2 separate regions of the Homo sapiens genome follow, and region 1 is linked to region 2. Evidence: chromatin loops called from intact Hi-C (ENCODE). Cell type or tissue: Caco-2. All regions are shown on one strand. Each heading gives the region's core, and the rest is flanking DNA. Links, peaks and the distances in the headings are about the cores only. Region 1 overlaps SLK (STE20 like kinase). Region 2 overlaps CFAP43 (cilia and flagella associated protein 43).

Region 1 (10,509 bases), core at 723-8,722, 230 kb after region 2:
TTACAAGTGTGTGACACTATTCTCTACACTAATATAACTGGGACATAAAGTATTTTTAAAAAAGAGCTTATCTACCTAATATCTAAAGGCATAAAAACTCTTCACATAGGCCAGGCGTGGTGGCTCATGCCTGTAATCCCAGCACTTTGGGAGGCCAAGGCGGGCGGATCACAAGGTCAGGAGTTCAAGACCAGCCTGGCCAACATGGTGAAACCCCATTCCTACTAAAAATACAAAATTAACCAGGCATGGTGGCGGATGCCTGTAATCCCAACTACTTGGGAGCCTGAGGCAGCAGAATTGCTTGAACCCAGGAGATAGAGGTTGCAGTGAGCCGAGATCGTGCCATTGCACTCCAGCCTGGGCAACAGACCAAGACTCTGTCTCAGGGAAAAAAAAAAAAAAAAAAAAAAAACTCTTCACATAAAGGCTTAATGAAATAACTAAACCCGGGGTTCCCCAACCACAGGGCCACAAACCAGTACCAGTCCACGGCCTGTTAGGAACCAGGCCGCATAGCAGGAGATGAGCAGCAGGCAAGTAAGCAAAGCTTCATCTGTATTCAGAGCCACTCCCCATTGCTCACAATACCACCTGAGCTCTGTCTCCTGTCAGATGAGCAGCAGCATTAGCTTCTCAGAGGAGCATGAACTCTATCGTGAACTGTGAACCCTATTGTGAACTGCGTATGTGAGGGATCTAGGTTGTGTGCTCCTTATGAGAATCTAACGCCTGATGATCTGTCACTGTCTCCCATCAGCCCAAGATGGGAACATTTAGTTGCAGGAAAACAAGCTCAGAGCTCCCACTAATTCTATATTATGGTGAGTTGTGTAATTATTTCATTATATATTACAATGTAGTAATAATACAAACAAAGTATACAATAAACATAACACACTTGAATTATCCCCAAAACATCCCCGCATCCAGTCTGTGGAAAAGTTGTCTTCCATGAAACCAGTCCCTGGTGCCAAAGAGGATGGGCACTACTGAACTAAACAAATGTTAAAAACAAAAATGGAATAACAAATCCCAATCTTAATTTAAAAATATAACTTCTGTTGATAAAAAGATTTCAAATATCAGTCATGATCACCTAAAATCACTGTTTTTATTTTCATGAATCATCAGTAGAGCTTGGCCACATTACATAAACAAATGAGGGATACTGGGAAACATAAGTTGTCTGAAAGTTCCATACTGGTTTCATATTCTAAAAAAATTACACCCTCATATTACTCTTGTTTGAACAGAAGGTATTCCCTGGGTGGTGAGTACAGGAATAATTTTTAAATCTTCATTTATTTTCTTTCTATATTTTTACATTTTCTAACATTATATAGTATTTCATAGTGAAGAATATATTTTAATAAAATTTTTAGCTGGAAACTGAAAGACCAGCACAGAAAACAGAGATGATTTCAGTCCCACAGAGGTGTTAGTCAATCAAAGGCAAACAAACAAACAAACAAAAAATATGTAAGATAAATACAAAAGGAATCTAAAAAACAAGGAATAAAAAGAAAAAATAATCACTGGGACTGATTCTATCAATCTGGTTGATTTCATCTCAAGGCTGAGGTATTCTTCCCCCCACCAAAAGAAGAAGAGCCTAATTGTCCAGTGTGTAAGAACATTTAACCATAAAATGTAAAAACTAAACAACTCAAATTGTTCACGAACAACTCAAAATGTTCATGAACATCCACTACAAGGCACTGGTCCAAGCTGCAGAAAACACAAAGACAAACAACACCCCAGCGAAATGTGCTCTAGAAAAGAAACGTAATACAGCCGTCCCCTCTATCCCCAGGGAATACATCCCAAGACCCCCAGAGGATGCTGGAAACCTTGGATAGTACTAAACCCTATGTATACTATGTTTTTTCCTTGCATACATACTTATGATAAAGTTTAATTTATAAATTAGGCACGGTAAGAGACTAACAACAATAATAATAAAATAGAACAACTGTAACAATATACTATCATAAAAATTATGTGAATGATGTCTCTCAATACATCTTACTGTACTGTACTCACCTATTTTCAGACTGCAGGTAAATAAAACCATGGAAAGTGAAACCTCGGATAAGGGGGAACTACTGCATAAAAATCTATTAAAAATCTTGGTCAAATCTTGACCAAAAGAGTTGATCTGCTGAAATCCATTCATTCTTCCAACAAATACTTACTGAGTGCCTTCTATATGTTAGGTTACTGTTCTAGATGCTGACAATGTGCAAATATGCAAAATCTCTCTGTGCTGGGGTACTTACAATTTTGGGGAGTGGACAGTCAACAAATAAATCAGTATATTAGCAATTAGTACTGTGGGAAAAAGTAAACTAATAAGAAAGATGAGAAGGCTGAGCGCGGTGGCTCATGCCTGGAATCCCAGCACTTTGGAAGGACGAGGTGGGCAGATCACTTGGGCCCAAGAGTTCGAGACCAGCATGGACAAATGGCGAAATACTGTCTCTACCAAAAAATACAAAAATTAGCACGGTGTGGTGGTGCACGCCTGTAATCCCAGCTACTCAGGAGGCTCAGGCACAAGAATCACTTGAACCCAGGAGGGAGAGGTTGCAGTGAGCCAAGATTGCACCATTGCGCTCCAGCATGGTTGACAGACTGAGACTCTGTCTCAAAAAACATAAAATAAGATGAGGAAATGGGGTATGAGAGCACACAGGCCAGAGTTTACAACTTAAATAGGGTAGTTAAGTTAGGTCTAACCGAGGTGATATTTGAGCATATTAATATCAATAAAATTCAATGATTATTTTAATGTTTTTACCTATATAAATTGGAAATATTAGTATTTTGCAAAGAAATCAGTAAGAAAAATCTCAAATTATTTCAAGTATGTTATCGTATATAGTAATATCCATCGTGCTATTAGAAGAGGCACTGTTCTCTGCACTTTCCATTTAGTAACTTATTTAATCCTTGTATCAGTTAGGGTCCAGACAGGAGGAAAATCACATTGATTATTTTAATAGAGAAATTTAATAAAAACAATGACTAACTCTGTTGCCAACTGAAAAAATAATACAAAGGATCAGGGAGGTAACAACTACAGGCAAAAGCTACCACCCCTAGGACTATGGGAACAAAGGGAAAAGATTGGAATTATTAAAATTCAGAAGCTTGGAGGAAGGGTTCCACAGAGCTGAAACTCAGACGGACCTCTGAGGACAGAGTGCTGCTCAGCTGGTGCTGTTGTCTCTGAAGAGGGGTCCTGTGAGACTGCGACCCAAACTTTTGAGGAACAGGGTACCAGCCAACTGGTGCTGGTGTTATGAAGGGTTATGATGAGGTTAGTTCTGTGAGTGTTGGAAAAACTACAAACTGTATTCAACAGCTGCTACAGAAAGAAACTGCTGATGCTGGAGCAAAAAAAAAAAAAACCTCTACAAGGGTGATGGTCAAAGTAACAAGCAGACAGGAAGTTCACAGGAAACAAGACAAAGGTGTAAGTCATTTCTTCCTCCTTCTCCTTGCAGCCTCCCTCTAGTGCCCTATACTTTTGAAACAGAAATGAGCTGCTAGCAAGGCAGAAATGTGATCTGCAGTCTTTGAACCAGCATCACAAAGCATAGAAGGGCGTATTTGGAACTGAGATTAAGAACTGGCATAATCCTTCAAAACCTATGAGCAACACAGATGGGAGAGCTAAGGTACAGAGTAGAGTAAACGTTTGGGTAATAAATATCCAAAGTTCCAAAAAGCTATTAAGTGAAGAGAGAGGAAACCGCACTGAAGGAAGCATATACTTTTAGACTGTTCATACTGTTATCTGTTTTAAATTACATGCAAATTATGGTGATCTTTTCAGTCCTGCTAAGATTTTGGTAGGAACAAGTATCAATATTAAAAAAGAATAAAATCATTCATCATCATTTAGCAAACACACAGAGTTAATTCTCATTATTTGTGGTAGTTATGTTTTATAAAATCACTGCAAGCACTGAATTAGCGACTACTGAAACATTGTTCATAGGGAAAACCATGCACATACACACACCCCTCACATAGATTATTATATTCTTAAATCCTGAAAACAATTCATCCAGGGAGATTCTCCTTTCTTTATTTTACAAAAGAGAAATGAGGTGTATAAGTGTTAAGTGACTTGCGGAAGGCCATCCCAAAAACAGATGTCAGACTTGGGATTCAAACCCTATCCAACTGGCCCCCACAGCCAGACCTTCTTGCACTTCACTACACTGCCCTCTGCTGTCTCCGTCCTCTGGTCATCTCTTCATGAGAGGTGAAATCAAGGCAGTGTCACCTTGTTCAAGTTTAGCTGGGAATGTGCTTGCTAGAGGAGTCAAATTTTTTTGCAGCTTTGCGCATACACACAAATAACCAAGTAAGTGCCGCAAGTATAGATTTTAGGACTACAAGTAAACTTTAACAAGTAGGCAAATTCACAAATACAAAATCTGCAAATAATGAGGATCGACTGTACATATTCTTTCTGTAATTTCTGTAAAATATTACAGAAATTCCAAGGATTATGTCATTTCCTGAAATCTGCAAAAGAGAAAGAAATATACTTTATATTCTCCTTATATTTTCTTCACATTCCCAAACTCTATTTTATTTATATTGTTCTGGTTAGGTATTCAAAATTTAGTCACTGGTCAGTCAAAATATAGCAACAAAATGGTGTCAGTAATAAGTTAAATTTGGCTAAGTCTGCAGTTTCCAAAATGTTTTACCAATTCTCAGATCACACAGTTTTCCTGCTTATTGCAAGGACTTATTGACTCTGAGCAGCATGAATATGCAGAAACAAACACAACTGTGTAATAAAGAAGCTGAGGAAATGTGCATAGATTGCATAGTTGGAAAAGATGAAAAACAGAACACAAAAAGACAATTTCAAAAATATATTTTAAAATAAGACAAAAAATGTACCACGTCTGGAAATTAATTCAAGAAAAATAAAGACTTTTAAATAGTAAGGAAAACAATCCCATTTACGATAGCATCAAAGAGAATAAAACACTTGGGAATTAACTTAACCAAGGAGATGAAAGACTTGTACAATGAAAACTAAAAAATCAATGCTGGAAGAAATCAAAGACATAAATAAAAACACATCCCATGTTCATATATTGGAGGCCTAATATTGTTAAAATGTCAATACTACCCAAAGCAATCTACAGATTCAATGCAATCCCTATCAAAATCTCAATGACATTTTTTGCAGTAATAGAAAACCCTATCCCAAAATTCACATGGAATCTCAATGGACCCTGAATAGCCAAAATAATCTTGAAAAAGAACAAAGCTTGAAGACTCACACTTCCTGATTTCAAACTTACTACGAAGCTACAGTAATCAAAACAGTGCAGTCCTGAAATATAAACCAATGGAATAGAGACCAGAAAAAAAAAAACTGGCATATATATGGTCTAATGATTTTTGGCAAGGGTTCCAAGACCAGTCAATGAGAAAAGGACAGTCTTTTCAAAAAATGGTACTGGGAAATCTGAATATCCACATGTGAAACAGTGAAGTTGGACCCTTACCTAACACCATAAACAAAAATTAACTCAAAATGGACCAAAGAAAAACCTAAATGTAAGACCTAAAACTATAAAACTCTCAGAAGACAGCATGAGGCAAAAGCTTTATGATACTGGACTTGACAATGAATTCTGAGATATGACACTAAAGCACAGGCAACAAAAGAAAACACGGAACTGGACTTGATGAAAATTGTAAAATGTTATACATTTTAAAAGACAATATTACAGTAAAATGGCAACCTATAAAGTGACAGAAAATATTTACAAATCATGTATCTGATGAGGATTAATATCCAGAATATACAGACAACTCCTAAAACTCAACAACAACAACAACAACAACAAAAAAAACCCACAACTAGCCCAATTCAAAAATAGGCAAAGGAGCCGAACAGGTATTTCTCCCAGGAAGATATACAAATGGCCAATAAGCACATGAAAAGATGCTCAACGTCACTAATATTAGAGATATATAAGTCAAAACTATATAAGTACCACCTTACACCCACTAGGATGACTATTACTTTAAAAAAGAATGAAAAGAACAAGTATAGGTAAAGATGTGGAGAAATTAGAACTCTTGTGCACAAATCGATGGAAATGTAAAATTGGTACAGCTACAGAAAACAATATGGCAGTTCCCCCAAAAAATTAAAAATAGATTCCTACAAGATCCAGGAATCCCACTCCTGGGTATATACCCTAAAAAACTGAAAGCAGGGTCTCAAAGAGATACTTGTACACCCACGTTCGTAGCTAAATACACAACAGCTAAAACATGCAAGCAATCCAAGTGACATCAATAGATGAGTGGATAAGAAAAATGTGTATATACATACCACAAATATTATTCAGCCTTAAAAAGGAAGGAAATTCTAACATATGCTATGACATGGATGAACCTTAAGGCTCATTACGCTAAAGGAACTAAGTCACAAAATGATAAATACTGTATGATTCCATTTAATGAGGTACTTAGGATAGTCAAAATCATGGTATCAAAAAGTAGAAGAACAGTTGCCTAGGGCAGGAGGAAGGAAGAAATAGGAAGTTACTGTTTAACACGGTAGAGTTTCATTTTAAAAGATAAGAGGCATGATGGACAGACAGTGGTGACAGTTGCACATTACGAATGTATTTAATACCACTGAACTAGACATTTAAAAATCATGACGATGGTGAATCTTCACAGGATATAAAAAATAGTCAAGACAGTAAATTTTATGTGTATTTTACTACAATTAAAAAATTGAAAAATAAATGTGCACAAATTTTGTAATTTCAAAATAAGCATTAATAAATAATCATTTGTTTTGCTCTAACAATTCTCCTAAAAATTTAACCTAAGAGAATGTCATGGAAATATACTATGTGCGTACGGACATCCATTATATGATGGAAGCATTGCAAAGCAGTAAGAAAAGGACGGTCTTTAAAGTACATGGTGCTGGGACAACTGGGTATCTACATAGAAAAAATAAAATTCGGTCCTTACCTCACTCTATAAGCAAAAATCAACACCAGTTTAATTACACACCTAATGTAGAAGGCAATACCATAAAACTTTACAAAGATAACACAGCAGGATATCTTCACCATCTTGGTTAGGAAAGAATTTCTTAAGACAAAAACATTAGCCATGTAGGGAAAAGTTAATAAATTGGACTATATTAAAACTTAAAATGTCTACACAAAAAAAGAAAATCCTAAAGAGAGTGAAAAGATAAACCACAATGCAAAAGAAAATATGTGCCTCATATATAACGGACAAAGGATAAGTATCCAAAATGTATAATGACCCCCATAAATCAATAAGAAAAAGAAAGAGAGCCCAAAAGACTTTAACAATCACTTCAGAGAACAGGAAATCCAAATGGCCAATAAACATATGAAAATGAGCTCAACCTCATTAGTAATCAGGGACGATATTACTTCACATCCATCAGGGCACAGACCAAAAAAAAGCAGGCCAGAAAAAAGATTCTATCAAGGTTAATTTAAAGATCCAAAATCAGATATGGTATGCTAGTTTCTTGGCCATTCTTTATAAAACTTTGGCAGGATACTCTGAAATAAATTATGTAATATTACTTTATCTTTAAATGTGAATAAGCCATATCACAGATCTTTAAAATTTTAAGAGACTTTATAAAGCTCATGCCATACAACATACCAACTGGAAATAAAACATGCTTTACAAGCAAAAATAAAATATCTTGGCTGGATACGGTGGCTCACGCCTATAATCCCAGCACTTTGGGAGGCCAAGGCAGGCGGATAGCTTAAGCCCAGGAGTTGGGGACCAGCCTGGCCAACAAGGCGAAACCCCATCTCTACTAAAAAATACAAAAATTAGCTGGGTGTGGTGGCGGGCGCCTGTAATCCCAGCTACTCCAGAGGCTGAGGCATGAGAATCACTTGAACGTGGGAAGCGGAGGTTGCAGTGAGCCAAGATCGCGGCACTGCACTCCTGCCTGGGCGACAGAGTGAGACCCTGTCTCAAAAAAATATTAAAATTAAAATTAATAAAATATCTTGATTTCCAGTACATTTCTTTAAAATTGAGATGCTAAAATGACAACATACAAAGAGAAATGAAATTTATTAACTTTGCTCACACTTTCCAAGAAAGGAGGAAGGGATGGAAGGAGGGATGATTCAAATACCTTCCCTTTCTAAAGAAAGCACTCAAATTAACTAATATTTCAGCATTGATTTATAGGAAGAAATGTGAGCTGATAAGCTGGTAAATTGGAAAAGTTGATCATCTTATAAATTAAAAGAACAATAAAATATTGTTTTTATACTCCATATGTACATTCAGTAGTTATATCCTTACAGATAAAAAACACGTTAGTAAGAAACACAGGGATATAAAATAAATGCCCTGGTCTTGACATTTTTCTTCCCATTATCTTGAGATGAGATTATCACTTAAAAACTACTTCTGAAAATGATTGCTCTTTAAGGAAAAAAAATATATATTCACTGAATCGATTAGTTCTTTTGTTAAAATTTTTTCTGAAATTTCAAAACCATCTCAGTTCTCATTTTGGTACATAAAAGTGACAGATTTTTATAATAAAAAGGCAACATTTCATACAGTAACAGCAATAGCATCTTATATTCAAGCAGAAGTGTACCTTGACATAGAGACACTGGCAAAATAAGAATTAACTGCTTCTGTTACAGAGTTATGTTAAAGATCTGTGTGAATTTAAATACAGATTTACAAATAAGAAACATGGGAATAAAGTAATATGCCACTTTATCTAGAAGTCTATGTCAGCACATAAACAATAACTTTCTGGTAGAAAACAGAAAACTAAGAAGGAAAGTTTAAAACTTTAAAATTGTGCCAGAAAATATATTATAAAATAATTCACTAAATTACTAACATTTCCAATGTCGAATTATTTAGAATTGTTCAGGAAGGATTAATCAACATAATTAGACAAGTGAAAAAAACAAAGGTACAAATACTTGAAAGAAGAGAAAATCCTTAAGAAAATGAAAAAGAGAAACAGATAATGAATGGATAAATGGATGAATGGATGGATAGACGTGTGTAATAAAGTCAGTATAGCAAAATATGAACAGCTGTAGAATCTAGGTAGTTGATATGTGTATGTTCTCTATACAACTTTTTTTACATATCAACATTTTTATAGGATTGAAAAACTTCAATGTTGAGGGGAAAATAAACAATAAGAGCACTCAATAAGGTTAAGATATTATAGAATAGTAATTAATAGCTTTCTTATATCCAAACAATAATTGCAAAACATAATGGAAGAACTATCCCATTCAAAATAGTAGCTGGAAAGATAAACTATCAAGGCAAAAATTTAACAAGGAAATGCAGAACTTATATGAAAAAATATTAAAATTTTAAGAGATAATAGTTGTTTGCTGTTGTTGTTTGAGACGAGGTCTTGCTCTGTCACCAAGGCTGGAGTGCAGTGGCACAATCACAGCTCACTGCAGCCTCCACCAAGTTCAAGGGATCCTCCCACTTCAGCCTCTCCAGCAGCTGTGACCACAGGTGAGTGCCATCATGCCCAGCTAAGTTTTTTTACTACTTTCCGTAGACATGGGGTCTCGCTATGTTGCCCAGGCTGTTCTTGAATTCCTGGGCTCAAGCAATCCTACTGCCTCAAACTTATAAAGTGCTGGGATTACAGGCATGAGTCACTGCACCTGGCCAGATAACAGTTTTTATTGAGGTTTTGGGGCAAGCAAAAATAGAGTTTGTTCATTCTGTTTATTTTCAACCTTTGTTTTCTAATAAATTTATTTTCTAATTTAAAAATACCTCTATGGATCAGGAAAAAGAATTAAATAAATGAAAAGCAATCTACATTGTGGAAAAAGGACCTCATATCCTACAAATCATTAAGGAAAATATAAATAACCAAAAATTTTAATAGACAAATGAATAACACAGATGAATCCTGAAAAATTACACTCAACCAGTGGTGCTGATTTTGCCATCCAGGAGACATTTGGCAATGTCTGGAAGTATTTTAGGTTGTCACAAAGGGGTAGGGTCAGGGATGCATCCTACAGTGCATAGGACAGCCCTCCACAAAAAAGGATTATCCTGTCCAAAACGGCTGTAGTGCCAACACTGAGAAACCCTGTGCTAAGTGCAAAAAGCCATACATATTAAGAATACATATTGTATGTTTCCACTTATTAAAAAATTCTAGAAAAGGCAAAATTACAGAGCCATTCCGAAAGCAAGTAAGGGCTATCTTGAGCTTGGTGTGGGAATAGAGACAGACTGCAAAATAGGCACATGAGAACTTTCGGGGGGTGACAGAAAGCTTCCAAAGCTGGATTGTAGTAATGGCTGCAAAACTATACAGATTTACTAAAACTCACAAAATTATATGGGTGAATTTTGTGGTATATAAATTATACCTCAAAATAGAGCTTTTTTTTTTTAATTGGGCAA
Region 2 (10,509 bases), core at 1,103-9,102:
GGAGAGGGGAGAATATTTTAAATGCCCATTTTAGAGAATGAGAGAGAGAGAACTGGCCAGAGAAACATAGCAGGATTGGAGATCCTATTGAGGGTCTGGTGGGGGGTGGCAACCACAAGTTTATGGTGTCACTGCCATGCACAGTCCTGTAGTCTTTGTTCCCATGTCTCTAGCAGCCCAGGCTTTCAGTTGTCTCCATCCAGGGATGACGGTCTTTGCCAGGTACCTGATGCAAAAAGTCAAAGGATCAAGGGAACCAGAGATTCCAGCAAGAGTGTGGTTGATGTGTTGGGCAGGGCATTTGTGATAGGGAATGAAGGATGAGGGCAGGAGGGAGTGAAAGGCAAGCTAAGCTCAATCAATATTAGCTCCAGTTTCCTAATCACAACTCTGAATGGAGTTCTGGCCCCTCATTTGAGGGCATAGCTCACATTTAATTTTTTTCTTTTCCTTCATCTAGCAAGGGACTTTGTTCATGGTAGGAGTTCAGGATATTCTCTTAAATGGGTAAATGAATAAATCCATTTTAAAATACACCACTTTATTTATTTATTTATTTATTTATTTATTTATTTATTTATTTTTGAGATGGAGTCTTGCTCTGTTGCCCAGGCTGGAGTGCAGTGGCACAATCTTGGCTCACTGCAACCTCCGCCTCCCAGGTTCAAGCGATGCTCCTGCCTCAGCCTCCCAAGTAGCTGGGATTACAGGCGTGTGCCACCATACCCAGCTAATTTTTGTATTTTTAGTAGAGACAGGTTTCACCATATTGGCCAGGCTGGTCTTGAACTCCTGACCTCGTGATCCACCCGCTTTGGCCTCCCAAAGTGCTGGGATTACAGGCGTGAGCCACCGCGCCTGGCACCACTTTAATTTTAAAAACTCAATAAATGATCAATTGGCATCGATGAGAACAGTACCCCCAGATCCATATGGAGTACTCACATGTAGTACTTACAGATTCAGGCACTTACACTTGTTTTGTAGCAAATGTGATGATATATTTCATTTTCTAGGTTTGGCTGAGTTAAATTGCAAAATTATTAAAGAAGATAAAATAGCCTTGGTATAGCATATGACAGTATAGTGTTTTTAAAACATAGTTTTTTTGCTTTCTTAGGATACAATACAATGATAAGCATAATTATTTATAAATTTGACATTAAGGTCATTGATTATATAAATTGTATCATAAATTATATCCCAATTTATGTAAATTAAAAAATAGATAAATGTTCTAAATACATGAAATTCAAATGAACTTTTTTTCATCAAATGCTATTTTTCTCTAAGGAACTGGGAATCGAGTATCATTTTGTGTAAGAAATCACAGCCTGGAATGGATGTGAACCAAATGTCTTTTAACCCCATGAACTGGCGCCAGCTGTGCTTATCAAGTCCAAGTACAGTGAGCGTGTGGACCATTGAAAGAAGTAACCAGGAGCATTGTTTCAGAGCAAGGTAGGAGCCTTTGTTACAACAGTAGCAACATGGTGGTCTTTGTTTGCATTCGTGTAATGTGATTGGGTCAATTTGATGAATTAAGTGGCTTTATACATACATATATATGCATACACACACATACACACACATACGTTCAGCTTATCTTGTTATAACATCTTTCTACATGCGTGATTACCTTGGAGTGGTTGTTTGCATTTCAAAAGAATTCTCTATGACTTGTTTCCCAATTAATTTATTTAAAATATTAAGTTCTCTGAGAGCTTTTTCCAACATGATCTAATTTTCTAAAATTTTATTTGTCCTTACTATTTTAAAACATGCCTGTTGTATAAAAAGGAGAGTTAAGACTTTTGCTATTACTCAGATGCCCTACTGGAATTTCAAAAATAAGAAATGGTTAGATATAGAAAGTATGCAGATTGGCCGAGTGCAGTGGCTCACGCCTGTAGTCCCAGCAATCTGGGAGGCCGAGGCAGGCGGATCACGAGGTCAGGAGATCGAGACCATCCTGGCTAACACGGCGAAACCCCGTCTCTACTAAAAATACAAAAAATTAGCCGGGCATGGTGGCGCATGCTTGTAGTCCCAGCTACTCGGGAGGCTGAGACAGGAGAATCACTTGAACCCAAGAGGTGGAGGTTGCAGTGAGCCGAGATCGTGCCACTACACTCCAGCCTAGGGACAGAGCAAGATTCCATCTAAAAAAAAAAATATGCAGATTATACATTCAGACACATTATCCGCAAGCAAAAGGGTAGTTGTGTATAGTGGAGCCATGGGAGTTACCTGTTTAAATAGAACTGGGTCAAAGAGAAATTCTGTGACAAATGCCGTGGTGATAATGGGTGCTTTTGTTGAGAAAGAGCTCGGAGACTCAAGGTGCTACTGAGCTGACCATTTTCAGTGTACTCCATGAAGTCAAAGTTGAAGAGATGTTGGATCTCTTGATTTTTAAGAGATCTCAAAAGTATTCCCTTGAAATTGCAATTTTGATAAATCGCCTTAAGAGAATCTAAAGCTAGTAAATAAAGCTTTTGAAATGGAGAGCCTTAAGAGAAGCCTTTCTGCTCAGTGCTCTTTATGTCTCAACTTCTTTTTCACAGTAACCCATTGAATAGCCAAATCTGTCTCTAGTGAGAGTTGACAACACTGCACCTTTTAATAAAAGTGGGTGATATCTCTATCAGATCCTTGTGAGGGCAGGCAAGTAATTTATCACACCCTTTTCTCCCTTTGCCTCCCTCAAACGTTCTACTCAAGTTCTGAATACTGAGTTGTGACTTTTCTGTAAGCAAATAAAATGGGAGATAAAACGAGTGGATTGTCCTAGTTCACAAAGCAAGCAGGATTCAAACACACTTCAGCCTTACATTTGAGTAGTAGGTGCTGTTTTTATGTGATTGTTTTTCAAAATTGTTTATCATTTATAAAATCTAGGCAAGGAAGTTTTGAATTTAATGCATGAAACCACAAATTCTCTAAATTAACCTTTATAACCATATTATAAATTAAAAGTAGATATATGATAAATTTGAAAATGAACTCAATATCAGAGATTATAAAAGTAGCTGAATACAGCCTGAATATATGTTTAAATATATATTTATTTTAGTCTACAGTGTTTTTCATTTGAATTAGTTGCCAACATTTAAAGTTTAAGAGATTTCTCATAAATATCCAGGTTATAGTATTCTCTTGAAATTTTGGAATCAAAATTCTCACATGTCAACAACCCTCTTGGCTTGAACTGAGTGGTCCCTGCCACCTTGAGGAGGGACAAATATTTTCCCATTTTCCACTGTCCTCACCAGTCACATATCACCTGCCCGACCCTCATCCAGTATTCAAATTTACAACTCCTGCTTTAGATATTAACTTTCAAAAATTTTTATAATCCCTCAGTACTTAATTTAAAACTGTGTAACTTGTCTTTTTACAACCTGTTATATATTTTTAAATCTATCATTTGGCTTTTATCTTCTTATTTGATTTTTGCAAGTTATAATACCTCCCCACCTCACTTAAACTGATATGCAGTGGTTGCATCAATAAGAAGTTTCTGTTCATCTCATTGTTCTGATGCCTCTTTTGTCTACAGGTCGGTGAAATTACCTCTAGAAGATGGGTCATTTTTTAATGAAACGGATGTCGTTTTCCCCCAGTCGTTGCCGAAAGATCTCATCTATGGTCCCGTGCTGCCACTGTCAGCCATTGCCGGGCTGGTAGGCAAAGAGGCAGAGACTTTCCGGGTAATTACCTGGCACCTCTTCCTGTTTGCCTAATGGGTTGAGGTCTAGGAAGCCTGATCTCATTTGATTGGCATAACCATCCCTTGAGAAATGCAGGATACAGAGGATCATCTTGGTTTTTAATATAGATTAGCCACAGAGACTGTGAGAGATGAAGACTCTGGAGTTTTGAGTTTGGATGACTGGGATGATGACGGCATTGCTAACAGAGACAGGGGGCCCAGGTGTGATTTCCATTTTGGGCATACTCAATTTGGGGTGCAGGGAAGACACCTAGGTGGAGATGCTGGGCAGAAGTTGGGAAAGTGGACCTAGTGTTAGGGAGGAGAGGTGGGACTGTCAGTGTCATTCTCACAGATAGGACGGTGGGAGCACTGAGGGGATGTGATGAGCAAAGAGAGAAAGGGTGCAAGGGAAGAAAAGAGAGCCAGAGCCAGCTGACTGCTGAACTCAGGGGCGAAAGGAATTCTGAGAAGGCGCAGTCACAGAAGTAGGAGCAAACCCGGGAGGGAGGAACAAGGCCGTAGGAAACAGCAGAAGAAAGTTTCAAAAGGGAGTTTGCCAGGTGTTACACACCCATTCATTCATTCATTCATTCAACAGAGATTTATCAAGTTTCTTCTATGGAGCAGACACTGTTTTAAGCAATGGGATTCGCATGGTGGCCAAGCAGGCTCCATGTAATTCTCATGGAGCTTACATTCTTGTCAGGGAGACAGAACTACAACAACAAAAGTAAAGAGTATTGTTCTTTTGTAATAATTATCACATTTTGCAATGATATATTGAATCATTACAAAATGTGGTAATTATTACAACAGAATAAATGGAGACAGGGCAGCAAGGATGGGATGGGCTGGTTAAGGAAGGCCTCTGGGGAGATGACACTTAAGCTAAGATTTGAAGGACAAGGAGGCATTACTCATGTTACAAGCAGGATAAAGAGTGTTTCCTTTGGGAGGCCGAGACGGGTGGATCACGAGGTCAGGAGATCGAGATCATCCTGGTTAACACAGTGAAACCCCGTCTCTACTAAAAATACAAAAAAATTAGCCGGGCATGGTGGCGGACGCCTGTAATCCCAGCTACTTGGGAGGCTGAGGCAGGAGAATGGTGAGAACCCGGGAGGCAGAACTTGCAGTGAGTCGAGATCACGCCACTGCACTCCAGCCTGGGCGACAGAGCGAGACTCCGTCTCAAAAAAAAAAAAAAAAAAAAAAAAAGAGTGTTTCACGTGGAAGGACCTGCATGTGCAAGGCCCTAAGGGAAAAAGAGAACTTGGTATGTGTAAGGAACTGAGAAAAGATGCATATGGCTGGAGCATGATAAATGAAGTGGAAGTGAGGTGTGGGGTGCTATTCAAGAGACAGGCAGGGAACAGAGGGCAGCACCTGCAAGACCTTTGGGATGAAGGGAGAAGCTCCACTTTTTTGGCCCTCTTGAACCTGCTATGCTTTACCCTTGTGTTAAAAATTAGCTGGGCATGATGGCAGATGCCTGCAATCCCAGCTACTCGGGAGGCTGAGGTGGGAGAATCACTTGAAGCCGGGAGGCGGAGGTTGCAGTGAGCCAAGATTGCACCATTGCACTCCAGCCTGGGTGACAGCGAGACTCCGTCTCAAAAACTAAACTAAGCTAAACTAAAATAAAAATAATTCAGTGTGAAGATTAGTTCATTCAAAAATCTCTGTGGCAAGCAAGAGAAAGGGTTACATGCCCTTAATATTTCCTCTAATGAATGTCAATGATTCACCTTTTTAAATTATGGAAAGAGATTATAGTCAATCTCCTGCATTCGTGGGTTCCACTTCTGTGTATTCAACCCACTGCAGATCAAAAATATTCAGAAAAAAGTTGTATGGTTGCATCTGTACTGAATATATACACACTTTTATTTCTTCTCGTTATTTCCTAAACAATATAGTATAACAACTATTTATAAAACATTTACATTGTATTAGGTATTATAAGTAACCTAGAGATGACTTAAAAGTATATGGGAGAAAAAATAAAATAAAATAATTAAAAATAAAGAAAAAATTTACAGGGGGATGTATGTAGGTTATATGGAAATACTATGCCATTTTATGTAAGGAACTGGAGCATCCACAGATTTTGGTATCAGTGGGGGGTCCTGGAACCCATCCCCTGTGGATACTGTAGTTCCTTTTATAGCACAGGTCTCAGCCTTGGAGATATAACTGCATTCAGCCACAGTGGGGCAGCAAAGGAAGAACAAAGAGATCAGCCATCAAGGTTTGCAACTCAAATTTTTCTATGTTTAGTATTTGGTGCCAGAGCCCCTAAATTTCTACTCTCTCAAATTGGGTTTTTCTGGGCAGAAAATATGTGTAGGAGCCCTTATATTTCACATTTTGTACAAACATAACGAACTCTGCATAAAACATTTAAAATTCAGGCAATTGTCCTTGTCATTTGAGAAATGCTATGAAATGCCTTCTTTAAATACTCAAATGTGGAGTTATTATTTTAAAATGCTCATAATAGACATCTTTATTTTAAAACCTTTTTTATTTGTATAAATTTAAGGGGTACGCCTGCAGTTTTGCTATGTGGATATATTGTCTGGGCAGACATCTTTATTTCCTAGGACTTGTGCACTCAGTGTATTTTAAATTTTTCTGAAAGCAGAAATGTAATATTATAGTTTGACAACCCTAAATCATTCATGGATTATTAATAAAGCCATATATTTTGTATTTAAGTTAGACATTTTCCCAGTAGTTTACTTTTTCATTTTGTAGCAAAATAAAGTGAGGAAAATGTTTAAAACATTAATTAATGTCTGTACAATGAGTGAAAGCATAACCAAAAATAGATCTCAAATGTCTTGATTCTATTCCCTCCTTCAATGTCATTTCTTGTGACCTGGGTACCAATGGCAAGGGAATCAATAATGACTCGATCTGTATAAGGTCTTAAAAATGGATAAGTTGTGGACTTTTAAAAAATTACAAACATCAAATAATCCCATTATCTATTCATAGCTAATGCCAGAAGGGTACATTACAGGACTTTAAATAGCCCTGAGTCACATTACACAACTTATTTAGGGCGTTAGAAATGTATCCAGTTTTAAGTCGTAGCATGGGGGAAATCAAAGGCAGATGTTATCTGGGCAGAAATTGGATCCAAGATCATGAACTTAATCTCAAGTGTCTAATTTCTATTTTCCATCTACCTTTTTAATTTTTTCAAACAGATGTTGCTAAATAGGAATCTCTTTTAGAGACTCAAATATTTTGAAATATATATGGATTTTTACATTTTCTAAAGCAGGATTAAATTGGACTGCAATTTTTCATGTTTTGTCATCATGTGATCAAAATGATTTCTGATTCTAGAGGACTGAAAAAGGAGATGATATTATCAACAAACATTTCTAAACACTACTGGTACCCTTTATTTTTAAATATCTCAGAATTATAAACTATTGTTTCTGCTTACATAATCCATATACTCACATTCATTTTTAAATGTCATCAAATATATTTATTGATGAAAAAGTAATAGGAAGACAAGCCCAGGTTTGTCTTAAAGAAAAAAAAGCCACATACAATACTAGTTTAACATACCAAGGCCAGAAAATTTCAAATTTTAATCTTCACATTTTGTTTTATACACACAGATTCACTGGTATTGTGCAAATGAGAGACATGGTGTTTTGTTGTTGTTTTGTTTAAGATTTTGATCCTATTGTCATTTCAGTTAAGTCTGTCTTTGTGATTTATAGTTTAAGGTTAGATGTCATAAAAAAAACTCAGGAAACTTTTCAATAATGGTGATAACGGTGAATAACTCTCTTCCTTATGAGTCAAATCTCAATCAGACACCACAGAAGTGTCACTATTCAGCAGCAGTTTAATTTTTTGGAGTGGGAAAGGTGGTTTGCCTTTTTCTTGATCCACTGGGTGACCAGATTGTTACCCAACTATTTATTTTCTAACTATCTAAGGCTATGAGGGCATGAAAGGTACAAATAATAAATTAAAGTCAGTCTGTCCTTAAAAAAAATTATTATGATGAATGCTCAATGTTCCTATGTTTTCTGCGTCTATGGGGTTAAGTATGGTTCCTTTTTGTCAGTTGTTCTGGTGAGTATTTCTCAGGCTTTTAGCCGTGATTGTTTTCTTAACACAAGGTTTTATTCTCTCCCTGAAGCCGAAAGATGATCTATATCCTTTGCTTCACCCGACTATGCATTGCTGGACTCCAACAAGTGACTTGTACATTGGCTGTGAAGAGGGTCATCTTTTAATGATTAATGGAGACACCTTGCAAGTGACTGTACTTAATAAGATAGAAGAGGAATCGCCATTGGGTAAGAAACTGTCCTACTTCATATTCCTGTATAGCCATGGGTGTTGGTTTTTTTGGTTTTCCCTATTTTTCTCTTTCTTGGAGACATCTTTGAATCCTCCTTCTTCTTAATCCTCTGGCTGTTACTGTGCTGTTGGCATTCTACCATCACTTTATATGCATATTTCATGTAATCCTCAGAACAACATTATGAGGAGAGACACCTTAATCTCCACGATACAGAAGAGATATGTTAGGAAACATGGCCCAGTCCACGTAAACTGTGGAGCTGACACCTGAACCCAGGCAATAATACCTCAGAGTCCAAGTTCTTGGCTACTGTGCTGTATCCTTTTCTATACATATGCCCATTCTGCTTAGTCTGCTAATCATACCCTTTCCTGCCCCCACCCCAACCCTTTTCTCCAGGCTGATCATCTGTTAAGCCCAAAAGCCATCTTGAAAATTACCTTTCTATTGCTCGGTTAGAGGTGTTGTTTTTTTGGTTTTTTTTTAGACAGAGTCTCATTCTGTCACCCAGGCTAGGATGCAGTGGTGCAATCTTGGCTCACTGCAACCTCCGCCTCCTGGGTTCAAGCGATCTCGTGTCTCAGCCTCCCAGGTACCTGGAATTATAGGCACACACTACCACGCCTGGCTAATTTTTGTATTTTTAGTAGAGATGGGGTTTCGTCATGTTGGCCCGGCTGATCTTGAACTCCTGACCTCAAGTGATCTGCCTGCCTTGGCCTCCCAAAGTGCTGGGATTACAGGCAGGAGCCACCACACCCTGCCATATTGCTCAGCTAGAATTTGAAAGATAACCTGATCTATTCTGCCCTAGATATAGTGTCTATTCCTGACCCTATCAGCTGTGGCCATGGTTGGGCCTGGGCCACAGGAGCCACTGTCCACTCATTGAGCAGTAGATGTAGACCCTGGGAGGAGGGGGCCTTGCCAAGACAAGCTCCTCAAACCTGTCCAAAGCACTCTCTATTTCAATTGCTCTTACTATTTCACACCTTGATTTCTGTAACAACTTTAGGATGGACTTCACTGACCTTAATCTACATCTGACCCAATCTATGCAGTTTATCTCTGTCAAATTGCCTCTTTGAAGGCCACTTTTAACACCCAGCTCAAGAACTGCTCTGCCTTGATTTCACGCTCTCCCTAATCTGATCCTACCTACTCCATTAATATTATTTCCAACTATGCCCTGGTATGAGTTTTCTGAGCCAGTCATTTATTTTCACCATTTCACAGACATGCCTCTAGCCCATTCCCTTGGCACTTACTGTCTCTGAATCTGCCAATGCCCAGCTCAAATACCACCCCCTCCAGCAAGTTTTCCCCATTGCATTGTCCCTCATCTGCCTTTTTTCCTATTCTCTGACTCACTTTCCCTGTAAAACTGAGGCCATGAGGTTTCACTTCCCTCCCAACTCCCTTTCTCTCTTCCCTTTACTCCTACTATACCCTCCAGCCTTGCTCCTCTCTCTAATCTAGCATCTATGTTAGTTACATAGATCTGATGATAGAGAATTCAAAAACAACTTATAAGATTTACATCAGTAAAAGTAGCTTTTATTATTCATTGTTACATTGTACTTTTAATTACGTCACCTGCTTTACCTTGTTTTTCTTTTCCAGAAGACAGAAGAAATTTTATCAGTCCAGTAACCTTGGTATATCAGAAGGAGGGCGTGCTGGCTTCTGGAATTGTAATGTATTCTTTTTTTCAAATTAATTGGTTTAAAGAAAATTCACAATTCCCATTTGTTGCCATTTACTATTATGAGCCATATTTTAGGATGTCAGATCTGTCACATTATTAATTAAAATGGTTTCCTCTTTGGGTACTATTAAAAAGGATTTATTATGAATAGCTTCAAATCTATACAAAATAGAGGGGACGATATAATGAACTACCATATATTACTGCAAACAAACACAAATAGAATTTAAAAATCCATTGCCCTTCCGCAATGAAAAAATACCTAATATCTGTAACCCAATTCCATGCTCATTTCTACACTTAATGTATTAGCTTATCAGACACGAATTTGGAATCCTTTGTCTAAGCTGCAGCTTAGACTCTTGTGAATGCCCATTTAACTTACATGTATCATAATGTTATTGTTGATATTCGAATCAGTATTAATAGCCTCCATTTACTTGGTGCTTGCTTTGTGCCAGGCACCAAGCTAAGTACTTTACTTGTATTATCTTATAGGTCCTTACAACAACCTTATCAAATAGAAACTATTGACATCCTCCTTTTACAGACAAGGAATCTAATCTCACAGAGTTCACCAGCAAGTAATTGGAAGAGTTAGGGCTTGAACATAGGTGTATCAAACTCCAAAGTCTTTGCTGTCATTTATTAGAACTCAGCCTCAGTAAGTAATAAAAGGGGTCAGACCATATTTTTCTTTTTCTTTTCTTTTCTTTTTTTTTTTTTTTTTTTTTTTGA

What was found. A loop is a pair of places that touch in the nucleus more often than their neighbours do. Peaks named below come from ENCODE experiments on the same cell type or tissue, not always from the same donor. Only the 100,000 strongest peaks of a DNase experiment are listed, where the experiment ranks them.
Region 1: a loop joins it to region 2, with 2.7 times the contacts of the local background. A loop is called at or near these places in 2 of 110 quality-filtered maps.

The regions. Positions count from the first base shown.
Region 1 is chr10:103,976,575-103,987,083 of GRCh38, reverse strand. The region is part of intron 1 of SLK (STE20 like kinase); the gene reads right to left. Among named protein-coding and RNA genes, the nearest start is that of SLK, 15 kb to the right of the region's middle. In Caco-2, for the core only: a CTCF peak has its summit at 4,224 (motif pointing left); a DNase peak (open chromatin) is centred at 4,243.
Region 2 is chr10:104,205,211-104,215,719 of GRCh38, reverse strand. It overlaps CFAP43 (cilia and flagella associated protein 43), which reads left to right. Exons shown (of 38, transcript NM_025145.7): 4 at 1,294-1,461; 5 at 3,563-3,713; 6 at 7,896-8,055; 7 at 9,690-9,757. Among named protein-coding and RNA genes, the nearest start is that of MIR609, 8.4 kb to the left of the region's middle. In Caco-2, for the core only: a CTCF peak has its summit at 5,951; a DNase peak (open chromatin) is centred at 5,923.